2 separate regions of the Mus musculus genome follow, and region 2 is linked to region 1. The links are chromatin loops, found by intact Hi-C in ENCODE. Cell type or tissue: heart. All regions are shown on one strand. Links, peaks and the distances in the headings refer to the core of each region. The heading gives the core; the rest is flanking DNA.

What was found. A loop is a pair of places that touch in the nucleus more often than their neighbours do. Peaks named below come from ENCODE experiments on the same cell type or tissue, not always from the same donor. Only the 100,000 strongest peaks of a DNase experiment are listed, where the experiment ranks them.
Region 2: a loop joins it to region 1, with 2.4 times the contacts of the local background. A loop is called at or near these places in 8 of 42 quality-filtered maps.

Annotation. Positions count from the first base shown.
Region 1 is chr11:75,764,719-75,773,050 of GRCm38, reverse strand. Ywhae (tyrosine 3-monooxygenase/tryptophan 5-monooxygenase activation protein, epsilon polypeptide) reads right to left here. Exons shown (of 6, transcript NM_009536.4): 6 at 7,210-8,332. It overlaps Doc2b (double C2, beta), which reads left to right. Exons shown (of 9, transcript NM_007873.3): 8 at 432-528; 9 at 983-4,781. The coding sequence ends at 1,119. Among named protein-coding and RNA genes, the nearest start is that of Gm12339, 27 kb to the left of the region's middle. In heart, for the core only: no CTCF peak of the experiment used is centred there; a DNase peak (open chromatin) is centred at 3,590; H3K4me3 peaks cover 612 bases; H3K27ac peaks cover 254 bases; H3K27me3 peaks cover 1,814 bases.
Region 2 is chr11:75,710,975-75,719,306 of GRCm38, reverse strand. No RefSeq gene overlaps it. Among named protein-coding and RNA genes, the nearest start is that of Ywhae, 18 kb to the left of the region's middle. In heart, for the core only: a CTCF peak has its summit at 5,172 (motif pointing left); no DNase peak of the experiment used is centred there; H3K4me3 peaks cover 429 bases.

The DNA.
Region 1 (8,332 bases), core at 188-8,187:
CCCGCTAGGGCCACTGGCAGAACAGGACAGTGGGTGCCCAGGTCCTCAGAGCAGAGGGTGGGTCACAGACCTGGGGGGTCTTCCACTGAATAAGTTGGAAGAAGAGCAGAACGCCTGGGGCCTGATTCACGGCCATGGATTCACAGGCAGAGGTGACAGCAGGTGCTTGGGAAGCAAGGCCAGCCCCAGAGGATGGCAAAGACTCTTCACTAAGACAGTTCATCGCAGCCAGGGTCTCTGCAGCATCTGGGAGCAGCTTGAGGGAGACAGAAGGGCACGAGGGTGGAGGCAGGGGCCTGCTCAGCCTCCCTTTGGGAAGAAGTGGGCAGCTTGGTTAGAGTGACCCCCACATTGACCACCTTGAGGCTTGAGCACATGACAGACCTCTCAGCCAAGTGGCCTTGGCTTTAACACCCTCTTCTGGCCAGCAGGAATTCTGTTACGAGATCAAGCATGGAGACCTGGCCAAAAAGACTCTGGAGGTCACTGTCTGGGATTATGACATTGGAAAATCCAATGATTTCATCGGTAAGGTACATGAAGGGAAGGCCACTTAGCTGTGTGCCTGTCCAAGAACCACTTTACCCCTAGTGAATGGGATCTCAGGCACTCTCCAAACTATAATCATGTGACAGAAGAGAGGCCCAGGGAGGGGAGACCTCACAGCATCTGTGGTGACATAGAATGATGGTCAACTCCCGAGTGGGTCAGCACTCAGAGCCCATGGGACCACAAGTTTCTGTGGGCATGACATTGGTACACAATGGGCCACTGTAGCCCTTCCTCCCCCTTTTCACTCCCTACTATGTACCATTGAACCCTGCCCCACACTGTTCTGGTCCCTGGTAGAGGAGAAACATGACATCAAACACTGGGTCAAGTGGGAAGGGTGTGGCTGGAAGCTAGGGGCTGTCCACACACAAATGGGTCTGGACGCTGGGGGCACTGAAATCCCTAGCTGCCCCTCTGATCTCTTCCGCAGGTGGTGTGGTTCTGGGCATCAACGCCAAGGGCGAGCGCCTGAAGCACTGGTTTGACTGCTTGAAGAACAAGGACAAGAGGATTGAGCGTTGGCACACGCTCACCAATGAGCTCCCAGGGGCTGTACTCAGCGACTGACTGTCCCATCTGCTGCCACCCACCCTTGCCACCCGGCCCACACAGGTCCAACCCTGGGCTTTCTCAGCTGCCGCCAAGGGCAAGATCCAAGTTGTCTGCTCGGACATAGACAGTGCAGCCCCTGCTAGGAGGCCAAGAGCACCCAGCCTCCCTCAGAGGGACAGGAAAACACAACATGATACCTGTTCCAGCTCCCTGGGCATCCAAGCTGGCCAGAGCTGGGGGAATCCTCAGCCTCAGCTCCATCCAGAGGAAGGGCTATCTACAGTGAGGACCTATTGGAGGTGAGGGGTGGAGCCCTGCTGCAAGCCCAGAAATGGGGGTACTCTGGCTGCCTGGAGACTACAGGGAGGACAATGGGCAGGCAGAGCCCAGGACTCCAGGACAGACAATGTAGCCAGCCAGAGCTTCCAACTTGCTTGTGCATTGATGGGCAGATAGACTCCGTGAGCCTCTGGGACGGGGATTCCCACTCTAGCAGGGCATCTGGGTGCACATATTGCTACAAAGGGGTGCAGCATACCAGAACCAGCCAGTTGTCTGCAGGGGCTGTGGGTACTGCTGACTGCTGAAGGGTGGAGGGCAAGGAAGGCATCCCATGAGAGTCAGGGCTCAGCACAGTCTTGAAAACCCAGCTGTGGCTTGAAAGCTAGGAGAAAACCAAATACAGAAAAGAGGAGGCCTGAAAGAGGGTACCAGGGGACAGGGAGCCATGGGGGCCTAGGGTTGCGCTAGGGCAGCATTGGGCTTTTAGGCAGGAGCTAGGCTTAGGGATGTGTACAAGCACTTGGGAAACAATGTTCAAACCCAAGCTCTCCCATTTGATCTTGCTCCCAAGGGGTCTCAATGCACACTGCTCCTGTTCTCAGCGTAAATTCCCAGTCAGCTTCAGGGGAATGAGAAAGGGATCCTACTAATGTGGAAAGAAGCAAGCATCCCTCCTGCCCACCTGTCCCTCCCTTCTTCATCCCCTCAGCTCAAGCTGGTGTTAGGTCCTTCACGGCTACCTATGGCATCCTGGCCCTATCAAGACAGTCAGGACCAGCAGTGGAAAATAGAAAGCCTTGTTTGGGGGAAGGTGGAGGGATGGGGGTTCTGCCCTCAGGAGCTGAGAACTCTGGCCTCAGTTTCTAGGAAAGGGTAGGACACTGGTCAGTCTTGAAGCTCCCAACTGCCTCCTGCCAACTGGGATTCAGGAGCACAGGGGGAACAGGGAACCAAGGAGTTCCACCATCATCTCAGAGCCCCATTTTCCTCAATCCATCACTGAGTGATAAGACACTGGGGTCCTGCCCTAAGCCTAGAACCCTCCTACAGCTGAAATAAGAACTCGGGGTCCCAGAACATGATTCCAATCCACAGTGCTCACCAGCCTTCCCTAGTTGGCAGGGAAAATAGGTCTCTAGCTCTCCACAGCACCAAGCCACCTGTTGCTTGTAAGAGACTGGGTTTCCCTCTTTAAAAGGTGTCGCCTGTTACTGAATTGGCAAACGCCTTCTTATTGAATCTTCACCATCCTGTGTGGTGGGAGGCATGGTCAACCCATTTTATAAATGAGATGGCTCCAGAGTTGTTGATAAACTTCCAGGGCCACCACGGTGTGAAGGGCTGAAGCAAAAACTCCAAGCCTTTTGACTATCTGAGGACAAGGACTCTCAGGTCCCTCTCTCCGGAGTTAATGGGGCTTAGTGAGGTCTCTTACAGAGAAGTCTTGTTATTGTCAGCCACCTCACCCTCTAGCTGGCTTTGAAATCATTTGTGCCATTTAGGATTTGCCAAAGGCTACAGCCAAGCCCTGGAACTCAGCTGTCCCACCCCCAGCCTGAGGTCAAGGAACTTGGGGGACCGGCCTGATGTTTTCCCCATACAGCTAGAAACAGGAGCAGATATTTAAGTGCACCTGGTTGAGCTCTGAGTAACTCAGATTTTGCCTTTTGGGGTGCTTTGTTCAGAGAGGAGTTTAGAAACCCCCCGACGATACAGAAATGTTTATTATACCTAAATGTTTATTATACCTGAGGTGACTGAAGCTCATCAAAAGAACAGGTGGCTCAGGTGGACAAGAAACCTGGATCCCTGTTGCACCAGGCAGTAAGTGGGTTTGGGACTCAATGATGATCCTTGCCAATCCCAGGGACAGGCAGGGTGGGAAGCAGGGCTTCTAGCCACCTAAAAAGTGATGGCCACTAAAAAGTGATGGAACTTTCCCGGATCCTGGAACGTTTCTAAATCCCCAGTACATTACATCTCTACTAAAGGGAAAAGGTCCTTTGAGAAGTTTCAGAATCAGTTCAGTCTTTCATTCCAAACGAGTATCTTCCTTCTGGCTCATCAGCGTTGCAAAGAGGAAATTTGATACCAAAAACAAAGGTCATTCCAAAGTACTGTCAGTAACCAGGGCCTCTCTTGATGCCCATCATCCACCTCGCGTCCTGGTCTCTGCCCCGCCCTCCACCACCGTTAGCCAATCCCTGAACAGTCCCGTCTTCCAACCCAGAGTCAGTGACCTCCTGACCTCTAGTGGCAAAAATGAGGAACTGCACCTCCGTGGCCCGCCCGCCCGCCCGCCCGCCCGCCGAGCTCGGGCCAAGCGTCCTGCCCTCCGTCCTTCTCCAGCCAAGTGAATCTCCCGATGCATGGACTCTGGCTGTCCTCGACACGGACTCGTGCACTGCTTACAGTTTTGCTGCCACGTGACGACTGCAGAATACATCCTCAAACTGCAGCGCCACGAAACAATTTTTGTAATCTTGTCTGACCTTCCCAAAGGTGTCCTTTTTAAGTCTTATTTGTTAATATTTATAACGATATATAATCAAAGTAAATGAGAACGTCGTACTGAGGTCGCACTAGCTTGGGAAACTCCTTGGAAGATCTGGGGGGAACAAGCGAAAGACAACTGGGGCTTATATGTGGCGTTTACTTTTGTTTTTTGAAATGCATTTGTAAACCAGTCTAGCATCCAACTTGTGATGATCCTCCTGCCTCTCATTTACAACTCTCCATTTGAAACAGGCTCCTAGGTTACTTATGGAAAAACAGGCTCAGAAGTTTGAATATGTGAGGCTGATCAGATGCACCTGCCACACAAGCCTCAGGATTAAGCGTGATCCCTGGAAGACAAAAAGGCAAGACTTTCTGGTGTGGCCCACACCTTTATAATCCCAGCACTTGGGAGACAGAGGCAGACCGAGGCCAGCCTGGTCTACATACCCAGTTCCAGGACAGCCAACAAACAAAAAATTCAGGATATGCAGGTGGTGGAGGCCAAGGCCATAAGTTCCAGCACTCAAGAGACAGGCAGATCTGAGTTTGAAACCAGCCTGGTCTACAAGTTGAACAGCCAAGGCTACGCAAACCATTTCAAACACACACCCACACACACCCAAATCAGGATGTGATGTGACATTAATAATCCCAGCAATCCCAGGGACCATATGGGAAGTGGGGATTGGGGAGTTGCCCAGAGCCTTCCTGCCAACTAACCTAGAATAAACACCCAAAAATAAGATCGTCCCTGTATCAAGCTTTAAGGTGTAAAGTTATCCTCTGACCTCCACACAATTGAACCAGCTTGCACGCTCAGTATCTCAACCTCCCTCTATTTCCCTCCCTGTCCCTCACTTATACACACAATAAAATGTTAAAATAATGAGTTAAAATGCTTGTACAGGATTAGTGCTGACCTGGGGCAGATTTCTCCACGGACAGACATGAGTTAGAGGAGGCCAGAGAGGGCACTGGGATGGAATACTTGAGGTTATGTTCTAGGTGGAGGGAACAGATGTGGCCTCTTGGAACAGGGGCAGGCTTGGTATGGTCAAGAACCTCAAGGAGCCCAGTGTGGCTAAGTGGGATGGGCAAGGAATGAAAGCCGAGTACTGACAAAACACCAGGGCACATAAAATATTTCAAATGTAAATTTATTTTTTACTGAACCCAAATGTTCTGGGGATGCTACTAAATCAGCCCACACTTCAGGGGACAGGGACTCCTTGCAATGGAGTACCAACTGTCCTTGCAAGGGCTAATCACCTTCACAGCCTTTCCTGCTTTTAGCAGCTCTAAAACTCTGAAAAGCCCCCTCTTGACTTTAGCAGATTTCTCCATGACCTCATGGTTACAGGCGGGCCTTCGACTCTTGATCCGTACTTCCTGAAGCTCTAGACAGGTTGGGTTTTTTTTGTTGTTGTTTTGTTTTTTCAGTATCAAATTTACTTGGATATGCTCATGAAGCACTGGGTGGAGATGTGTTGCAGTTTAGAGAACTATTGTTCTTACACAAGACCTGACTTCTGTTTAACTACATGGCAGCTCACAACTGCCTGTAACTTCAGTCCGAAGGGATCAGATTCTTCAGGGAGGAACACTTGCTTACATACCTGTTGCACAGACATAGTAACACGCAGGAAAAACACTTAATACTCTGCACTTGGAAGACAGAGGCAGGCAGACCTCCGAGGCTGAGGCCAGCCAACTGGCCTCAGATCAGCCAGGGCTAAGAAGAAAAACCCTGTCTCCGGAAAACAAAAACAAGAGTCATTGTTTATTACTTAGGTTTGCTGGCTACACAGAAGTCCATTCTGGAGAAGCCAACTTTGTGACAGTGACACCTGTATGGCCAGGCTTAGAGTAAAAGCTCAGTTGGTACAACACTTCTCAGTAAATAGGCTCCAGGTTTTGTCCTCAAGGACACACCTGTCCTCCCAGCACCCGGGAGATGGAGGAACTTGAAAGCCCTCCTGGGCTGAATTCCCAGGCCAGCCTGAGTAATATGAGACCCAACCTCACAACAAATCAGAATTAGGTATTACTTCACAGTAAGGATGAACTCAGCATCAGGCTCTAAGGCTGGATGGCCAAAGGGTTTTTTTGTTTTTAAATATTTCTAATTCATTGTTTTTGCTTTTTTAAGACAGGGTTTGTATGTGTAGCCCTGTCTGTCCTGGAACTCATATGCTGACCTGGCTGACCTTGAACTCACCTGCATGTCAGAATTTCTTGTTTTGGGTTTTTTTAGCTTCACTATTTAAAAAAAATTTTTTTGCCTGAATATATACTCGTGTTTGCTGGTACTTGTGGAGGCCAGGTGTCAACTCTGCTAGAACTGGAGTTACAGGCAATGGGGAACGTCTCAACTGAGTTCTGGGAACAAGTCCACTGTAGTGTGCTCTTACTCACTGGACCATTATCCCTTCCAGCCCTACGTCCACTACCTGGATCAAGTCCACCAATCAGCTAGTGTTTGGTACAGTAACACTATGAATAACTGCGTTTCCCGAGTGGCTTTCCAAATGGTCAATGTCTTATGAGTCTGATATTGGCCTTAACTATCTGGAAACTTTATGTTAGATATAAAGCACTCAATCATCGGAAACCCCTTTATGACACTGAAGGCAACTGTCTTCTATCAATCTGATGAGAAAGGAATTCACAAAAAGCATTATTTCACATGGTAGCCTGTGCTAGAGATAAAACTAGAGTCTGGCCATGTGCATGCCTCTGATCCTAGCAGCTTGGAAAGCTGAGGCAGGATAGCGCCTCAGTTAGCTAGCCTGTGTGACTGGACCTTGCATAACAATCATGGCCTACCCCAGATTACAGCAGTGTGGTACTTTTAGAAAAAGTCAACTGCTAACTGCTTTCTAATAGACATCTCCAACCCCAGCATTGCAAAAGGAATGTTTTCTGACTCGGGATATTTACAAATACACCATGCTATTCTACCCACAAACACCTCAGCACCCACCAGTATCTTATTTACTGCAGCACCTTCATTAGCAGCAAGACTGGATGTGCCTTATGAGTTGTTCTGAGGAACTCGGGCGTTTACCTGCTCAAGGAGACAGAAGTACCCACTCACACTACCACATGACCTGCTTCTGAAGAAATTAGGCACATGGTGTAGCTGTTTCTGTTAACGGGGGATATTGACAAGGGATTCAACCAATACTGTTCTTGCCGCTGACTTATACAGTGAGAAGTGTAATTCTACTTCTAATAATCAAGGATTATTTCGACACACTGAGCCTTATCTAATTGCAGAAGTCAAAATTACACATTAGAAAATGATCCATAGTTACACCTGTGTTAAATGACTGTTGTACTTTAATGATAAATTTAAACATAAATATTGTGTTGCTAACTGGTTTGAAAGACAGGACAATTACTGACTTAGTTGTTCAACACCAGATTACAAGCAATCCTCCCTTCCCCCCAAATACACATCATTGGAAAACAAATGATTTATGGGATAAAATGGGGGATATTTCACATTCAGACAAACAATACTGTCAAATATGTCTGGACTAGAGATTTTATTTTAGAAGTATAAAGGATGGAGGCATGATATATTTGGCATTTTTAATTTAGGTTTGTTTTATTTAAGTTTAATGTTAATTCCATGCTGTGTTTCAGTAAGAACAATACAGATCTGTACCTGCGGCTCCAGTCAGATATCCAGTAGTACAAATTAGCTTCAAGTTACACGTACTGAACAAAAGAGGTTGAGCGAGCGAAGGAGGGGAGGAGGGAGGCCGAGGAGGAGGGAGGAGGAACAGAGTTGAACACGCATGCAGGCTTCCATACCACCTTCAATGCTAACCTGCTTCAGAGGGGGAGGAGTCGGCAAGAATGAGCAGCCACGGATTGTTGAACTGTTACCAGCACCATGCTTTTCAGCAACACTTCAGCAGAGTTCCAAACACAGTTTACAGCAAAACCATTACAACAAACTCCCCCAAAACACCTCAAGCTAACACCCAATTTAAGTTTAAACATTGGTATAAAATTCAATTTAACAATTAAAAAAAGGAAAAATGACAGCGCATATGCCTCTATTGTGTGATTAATCTTTCTTAGATGCATCACCTAGAAGTCTAATGGCTTTCAAATGTCATTTCCATTTCTAATGATGATCTTGCCAGTGTGGCCGGAGACAATACAGTAATGCTGAAAAAGCCTCTATGCAGTCCTGTTAGTGTCGTAAAGAACCTAAAGCTGGGACCAGTAAAATCCACAGAAATTCACTCTTGCCTTAAGAACTTCTGAAAACTGTTTGTTTGTTTGTTTGTTTTAAAAAAGGGGAGGGGAGAAAAAAAAAAAAGAAAAAGAAAGAAAAACAACAGGGCAGGAACCTAAATTCTGAGACCAAATGTGAAAGTCAAATTTGGTGGTTCTCAGTGACAATGGGGAACTTCCAAGGGGAGGGGGG
Region 2 (8,332 bases), core at 284-8,283, 54 kb after region 1:
CCTGTTGATAGAATTAGCAGAGCATGCTAGTAAAAACCTTTAATCCCAGCACATCAGAGGCAGATCTCTTACAAAAGTTTGAGGCAGTCTACTAATATATAGGGGGCTATGTAGTGAGACCCTGTCTTGCAACAATAAAAAAAAAAAATCACACTGCCTCCTAAACCACAATAAACAAATCAAACCAGTCCCCCCCCCCAAAAAAAAAAACCCAACACCACAAATGCTGGGATTACAGGATTGCATCACTATGCCCAGTTTATACAGGACAGGGGTCTCATCCAAGGTCTCTGGTGTGCTGGGCAAGCACTCAACTGTCTCAAGTACATTCACTGCCCAACAAACATTATGTTCATGGGAGGCTTACAGACTGTACTGGGGACTGAACCCAGAGCCTTGGGCCTGGCTCAGTAGCACTGAGCTGCATCCCCGCCCTCATTGAGGTACAGCTTACATCATACCATCCATTTACAATGTGCTTAGACACAAACTGGCGCACGGTTATAAGCTAATTTTAGATTATTTCTAATACGTGAGAGACCTTTGGTTTGGCTGGATATGGCAGCTCACGCATGTAATCTTAGTATTCAGGAGGTTGATGGAGCAAGGTTGCCAGGAGTTAACGGAAAACCTAGGCTACATATGTGAATATGTGGAAGTTTTATCTCTAAACATACTGCTGAAAATACGACTGGGGTGTTTGGGTGGTTAATTGGGTGCCTGCTGCCAAATAACATGAATTTGAGCCCCAGGACACACATGACAGGAGAGCTGACTTCAAACTTGTCCTTTGGTTCCATATGCATGTCATGGCACGCACGTCACACACACAGACACAAAACGAAGCAAAAGTTGAAAGAATATATCTAGTTATGGTGGCCCATACTTTTATTCCCAGAATATGGGAGGCAGTCAGAGGCAGATCTCTGAGTTTGAGACCAGCCTGGTCGGCATAGAAAATCCAAGGTACCCAGGCCCATGCAGTTAAACCCTGGCCATATAGACAGACAGACAGACACACAGATATTCTAAAAATAGAAAACTGCAGTGTAGAACATGCAGTGTAAACATGACCCTGTTTGGTCAGTGTTTGGCATATGCTCTAAGGAATCTAGCTAACACAGATATTTGTTGGTTTTGTTTTGTTTTTTGGTTTTTTTTTTTTTTTTTGGTTTTTGGTTTTTGGTTTTTGTTTTGTTTGGGTTTTTTTGGTTTTACAAGACAGGGTTTCTCTGTGTAGCCCTGTCTGTCCTGTAACTCACTCTGTAGACCAGGCTGGCCTCAAACTCTGAAATCTGCCTGTCTCTGCCTCCCAAGTGCTGGGAGTAAAGGCGTGTACCACCACTGTTCGGCAACACAGATCCTTGTATATTCATGTTTATTGCCACTCTACTCTTTAAGCAAGGAGGAATCAACCTAGGTGTCCATGAATAGATACATGGATGTGAAAATGTGGTACACCTGTACGATGGAATCTTATACAATCATGAAGAAAAATTAAATTTGAGCTGGAGCAGTGGCTCAGTGGCTTGGAAAATGCACTGCTCTTTCAGAGGAACTGAGTTCAGCTCCTAGCATCTCTGTCAGGCAGATCACAATTGCCTGTAACCTCAGCTCCAGGAGACCAAACACCCTTTTCTGACAATGTAGGCATCTACACACACATACACACATACACACACACGACACTCACTCACACTATACATACACACACACATTTAAAAAAATGAAGTTTACGGGAATATGCATGAAACCAGAAGTTATTGAAGTGACCCACACAGAGGAAGACATATACAGCATATTCTCTCTGTATATGTGGGATCCCAGCTTTTAATCTGAAGGCATACGTATTTATATGGAGGCAGGAGTTGGGAGAGATTATAAAACTGGAAGGGGGCCCATGGGAGGGGAGAGAGAGGCTCTGAGAAAGGAGGGCTGTGGTAGTTTGAATGAGGAACATCCCCCATAAGCTCACTGTTCAGAGAGATTCAGCTGAGGAAATATGTTGAACAAAAAAAGAACATGTAAAAGATAATACAATACTCAGGCTCTCTTACAACTAATTATGATTTCTTTCTTAAGGCAGCTGTTCTGGCTCTCCTCACTGCCACACGGCTTATAAACGCCATTCTTGGGCTTTTATGATTTATGTATTCATTTTATGTATATGAGTACACCATAGCTGTCTTCAGCCACATTACAGATGGTTGTGAGCCACCATGTGGTTGCTAGGAATAAAACTCAAGAATAGTCAGTGCTCAAGCAGGGCCTGGTGGCACACGCCTTTAATCCCAGAGGCGGATTTCTGAGTTCGAGGCCAGCCTGGTCTACAAAGTGAGTTCTAGGACAGCCAGGGCTACACAGAGAAACCCTGTCTCGGAAAACCAAAAAAAAAAAAAAAAAAAAAAAAAAAAAAAAAAAAAGAATAGTCAGTGCTCTTAATCACTGAGCCGTCTCTCTAGCCCACACCATTCATTTTTTGAACCCGGGTCTCACTGCTTAGCCCTTGAACTCCAGCCCTGGCTAAAGCAAGACTGCATTCAAACAAACAAACAACAACAAACAAAAACAATGAGCAAAACAGGTAATAGATGCCATTCCTTTTGTTGTGTTCTTTTTGCTATAACACATGACTCTTGATAGCATTTGGGCCCTGGCTCAAGTCAATTGTACCAATGCCCCTTGGCATTAACATGATCAAGCCCTTAGCTGTCACATAGATGGGATTCACTATAAAGTTGGGATCCCTAGAAAGTAGCATGTCCTGTTACTGAGCCACGGCCTTTAGGACCTACAACATCAAAGCATGCCAACATTAGAGATACTGCACATATGTTTGCCTGTGAATCCTGTGTCTATAGCATGAGGAGGCCGGAGGAGGCCATTAAGTCCCCTGTACCTGGAACTACAAGAGTTCTGAGCTGCTGTGTGTGTGCTGGGAATGGAAGCTAGGTCCTCTGCAAGAGCAGTCAGTGAGGTGAAACCACTTAGCCTCCTCTCCAACCCTGAATATTTTGAATATACTAAGTAATTTCTGTTGGGAGAAAACTTTTGTAAGACATTTCTATCCTTCCTTGCTTTTTTAAGGCATTTTCTGATTGGATTAATAGAAAGCAGAACAGCCAATAGGGAGACAGGAGGGGGTAGAAGAGACTTACATGGAGGAAGGAACTCTGGGAAGGACTCTGGGAAGGACTCAGATGTGTAGAGAATTCACCCACCAGGCATGGGGAAAGAACAGGTGTGGAGACTGAACACAAAGGAAAGACCTACTGTGGCCGAACATAGATTAGTAAAAATGGGTTAATAGGCGCCTCAGAGAAAAACGTTATAAATGGTGTCCAACGTGTGGGCACGTATATCCAAGGCTAGAGCCCGAGAAAAGTTCCAGACGGAACTTTTTCCGGCGGTAGAAATCCAAACTTAGGCATTGGGCAAGCCAGGCGTTAAAGAAGTGAAAGCGCCTGGGAAGGCGGGAGAACAGATGTGGCTTCCTAGCGACCCAGTCTCGCAGGCCAGTGCTCACAGTGTGGCTCCTTTAAGATGCCCCGCTGTGCAGCAAGTGGGCAGCCAAAGCAGGGTTAGGTTGCAAAAACTGCAGAGCAGGAGACAGTGTCCCTGGAACAAGCACTTCCCGGACAAAGGGCAGAGCCACAGTGTCTCTGGCTGGCTTAAGAATGCTCCCTGTGGGGCTGGAGAGATGGCTCAGTGGTTAAGAGCACCAACTGCTCTTCCAGAGGCCTTGAGTTCAAGTCTCAGCAACCACATGGTGGCTCACAACCATCTGTAATGGGATCTGATGCACTCTTCTGGTGTGTTTCTGAAGTCAGCTACGTGTAATCATAGAAATAACAATAAATAAAAAAAAAAAAAAAAAAAGAATGCTCTCTGTGAATGACTGCCCCTTCCGCGTCAGTAGTGGAGGCCGTAGGGCTAGACCCTTAAGGCTTGGCTCACGTGATCAGAGAATGGCTGCAGGTATGCAGAAAGTCAGGTCCAGACCAAGAATGCCTTTGAACAGGTACAGTATACTTGAAAATGTGCTTAGGTGCTGAAGAAAGAAGAAATTCGATGTAGTTTAAAAATAAAAAGTAGTTTAAAAATAAAAAGTAAAGTCTCCAAAGGAAGGTCAGAGAGCAATAGACATCTTTTGAAAGATGCATGGATGCCAGAGAAACTGAATATACAGTCATAGAATTGCTGAGTTTGAATATAAAAAGCAAAGTCTACGAAGGAAGAGAAAGAGAAACAAGTAAATAAAGATGTTTTGTACCCGGGCATGGTGGCGCGTGCCTTTGATCCCAGCACTTGGGAGGCAGAGGCAGGCGAATTTCTGAGTTCGAGGCCAGCCTGGTCTACAAAGTGAGTTCCAGGACAGCCAGGGATATACAGAGAAACCCTGTCTCGAGACAAACAAACAAAACAAAACAAAAACAAAATGGAAAACACGGGCTGGAGAGAGGTTCTGAGTTCAATTCCCAGCACCCATGTTGTGAACCACTATATATAATGGAATCCGATACCCTCTTTTGATGTGTCTGAAGACACCAACAGTATACTCACATATATAAAATAAAACTTAGCCAGGCAATGATGGTGCACGCCTTTAATCCCAGCACTTGGTAGACAGAGGCTGTCCTGGAACTCACTCTGTAGATCAGGCTCGAAAAACCAAAAATAAATAAATAAAATTTTAAAAAATTGAAAACACAATGAGAGAGGGCACCTGAACCCCATATAATTTTGTTTTGATTATAAGCATACAAATAATTGTATTCTGTAATGATCACAGTTCTTTTTATTATTAGTATGTATGTATGTATGTATGTATGTATGTATTTATTTGGTTTTTCTGGAGACAGGGTTTCTCTGTGTAGCCCTGGCTGTCCTGGAACTAACTCTGTAGACCAGGCTGGCCTCGAACTCAGAAATCCGCCTGCCTCTGCCTCCCGAGTGCTGGGATTAAAAGTGTGCACCACCACTCCCGGCTGATCACAGTTCTTTATAACCTCTCAGAAAATAAGAATAAGGCAGACTTAGATAAGGGAAGAACTGAGGAATAGATTACTAGATTAAAGGCCATGGAACAGAAATTATAGGCTTCTTTAAATCAGAGTAAAGCAGCTGATAAATCCAATCTAAAGCCTATGGTGCCACCTTGTGACAAGAATGCAGAATGGCAACCCATAGAGATGCAATATTCTGAAGTAAGAGTATAGATTATGTTTAATGATTCCAGCTTAGAGCAATGTCATCCAATAGCTTATATATTTCATTTTGTACAGTTTGTAGTCTTAAAGTATGTATATGTGTTACTACATCATACAATTGATTCCTATTCAGGATTTCAAGAGGCTTTTACCTAAAGCTCTAAAAAGGATGATTCTAAGATTGCACATTTATTAGAGTTGGTAGCTATCTTGTAGATTCCTTTGCAGATTGAAGCTGATGATGCCCTGGCATGTGTATCCATTAGAGTACAACAACTTTTTTAGACATAGTGGTTGTACTGGCTGGTTTTGTGTGTCTACTTGACATAGCTGGGGCTATCACAGAGAAAGGAGCTTCAGTTGGGGGGGGGATCTCCATGAGATCCAGCTGTGGGGCATTTTCTCAATTAGTGATCAAGGGGGGCCCTTGTGGGTGGTGCCATCCCTTGGCTGGAAGTCTTAGGTGCTACAAGAAAGCAAGCTGAACAAAGCAAGCCAGTAAGTAACATCCCTCCGTGGCCTCTGCATCAGCTCCTGCTTCCTGACCTGCTTGAGTTCCAGTCCTGACTTCCTTGGTGATGAACAGCAGTATGAAAGTGTAAGCTGAATAAACCCTTTCCTCCCCAACTTGCTTCTTGGTCATGATGTTTTGTCCAGGAATACAAACCCTGACTAAAGCCGGGCGTGGTGGCACACGCTTTAATCCCAGCGCTCAGGAGGCAGAGGCAGGCTCATTTCTGAGTTCGAGGCCAGCCTGGTCCACAAAGTGAGTTCCAGGACATCCAGGGCTATACAGAGAAACCCTGCCTCGAAAAAGAAAAAAAGAAAAAGAAGCCAGGCATGGTGGCACACGCCTTTAATCCCAGCACTTGAGAGGCAGAGGCAGGCGGATTTCTGAGTTCGAGGCCAGCCTGGTCTACAGGCTGGTCCAGGACAGCCAGGGCTATACAGAGAAACCCTGTCTCGAAAAACCAAAAAAAAAAAAAAAAAAGAAACCCTGACTAAGACAGTGGCTTAGAACATATTACAGATATATATTATAATCCTACTGGTGAGACAACTGTAAAAAAGTTCTAACTACAGCGTGAAGATGCTCATAGAACAAGAGCAGAATATGAGATCTACCAGAGACAGATTAAATAATACTTTATTGACTTCAAAAATTTTAAATGACAATGAGTCAGGTAGCACAGCTATTGAAAAAAACTCTGGATTTTAGAAAGAACTGTTGCGTTAAATCAGCCTATATATGTTATAACCTCAGACTGGGAAGTCAGGAAATGTGTTGCATTATGGGAGAGCTTATGCCTTTGTTTCAACAGAAAATGAAAAGCTGTGGACTCCTTCAAAATGAATAAAGATCAGATTAGACTGGGGTGGGAAGAGACCTCCTGAAAATCTTGACTGCAAACAGGAAGAAACCCAAAAGAATGAACAAGGGATGGATGGGGATGCTGCTCCCTCTGCACGGGGACAGCCCTGAGACTGCTGAGACGTGCAGGTCTATACAAGGCCAATAAACTTTCTTGGTGACAGTCATCAGGACTTGCATGCCATCCCTCCATATGGCATAGATGGAGATTTATATTAAAGTGTGGCTGTACAGACTTACAAAGTCTGATGCCTTTCATCTGAACCATCTTTAGCTGACTTGTGCACAAAGAACATTCCATACATGTGTTAATGCAGAGATGTATATTATCTAAAAGCTTCTGCTTTCAGAGCAAAAGGACGAGACACCAATGAAGACAAGTAGCTCAGGTGATCCAGCCTCACATGCTGTTTCCTCAAAAATTTACAGCCAGGGGCTGGTGAGATGGCTCAGTGGGTAAGAGCACCCGACTGCTCTTCCGAAGGTCTGGAGTTCAAATCCCAGCAACCACATGGTGGCTCACAACCATCTGTAACAAGATCTGACGCCCTCTTCTGGAGTGTCTGAAGACAGCTACAGTGTACTTACATATAATAAATAAATAAGTCTTTAAAAAAAAAAATTTACAGCCAGGAAAACCTCAAAATGGCTAGTTAAGATGGTCCAGCCTCACACACTGTCCAGCCAGGACTTCAGTTAAGCCCTCCCTGAAAGTCTTCATCACAAGAGACTGGACAGCAAATGATACAGCTTGCTTTCCCAGGATTGGGCATTATCCCAATTTTCATAGGATTCCCAAAAGATACCACTGACAGTAGTAAGCAGGCTTAAGAGAATGAAGTCCCCATTCCCAAGAGGTGGGGTGGGTGGTTATGGGTTGTTGGTTGAGTTGCTGATGTCGTTTGGGGAGGTTGGTCATAAGTTGTTAATGATCTTGGCTAGGGAGGAAACAAAGTAAAGGAGATCTGTCTCAGGCATCACTTTTTCTTTTCCTTTCCTCTATCCTTCTTTTTCTCCTATCCAGTGTTGGGGAAGAGAGGATGATAAGGAAAGTGTGTGTGTGTGGTGGGGGGTATGGGGATGGTGCGATGAAAGGGTAGATTATTCAATCTACTTTTAAAAAAGGATTTACTATGCCGGACTGTGGTGGCACACGCCTTTAATCCCAGCACTTGGGAGGCAGAGGCAGGTGGATTTCTGAGTTTGAGGCCAGCCTGGTCTACAAAGTGAGTTCCAGGACAGCCAGGGCCATACAGAGAAACCCTGTCTCGAAAATCAAACAAACAAAAAAAGATTTACTTATGTAATTGAGTACACTGTAGCTGTATTCAGACACACCAGAAGAGTGCATCAGATCCCATTACAGATGGTTGTGAGCCACCAAGTGGTTGCTGGGAATTGAACTCAGGACCTCTGGAAGAGCAGTCAGTGCTCTTAATCACTGAGCCATCTCTCCAGTTCTATTCAGTCTACTTTTAGACTAAAAAACAACTACTAGACTCAAATAGTTTACATTGGTATGGATTTTTGTACGATAGATTTTTTTTTTTTTTTTTTTTTTTTTTTTTTTTTTGTTTTTCGAGACAGGGTTTCTCTGTGTAGTCCTGGCATGCGCCACCACGCCCGGCTCTATGATAGAAATTTAAGGTTAGTTTTGGTACAACATATTACATGTTTCACCTTTTGTTTTAAGGTATTGTACCTATGTAACTATCTAAAATGTAAAGCTCTAGTTCTTTTGAACACTACT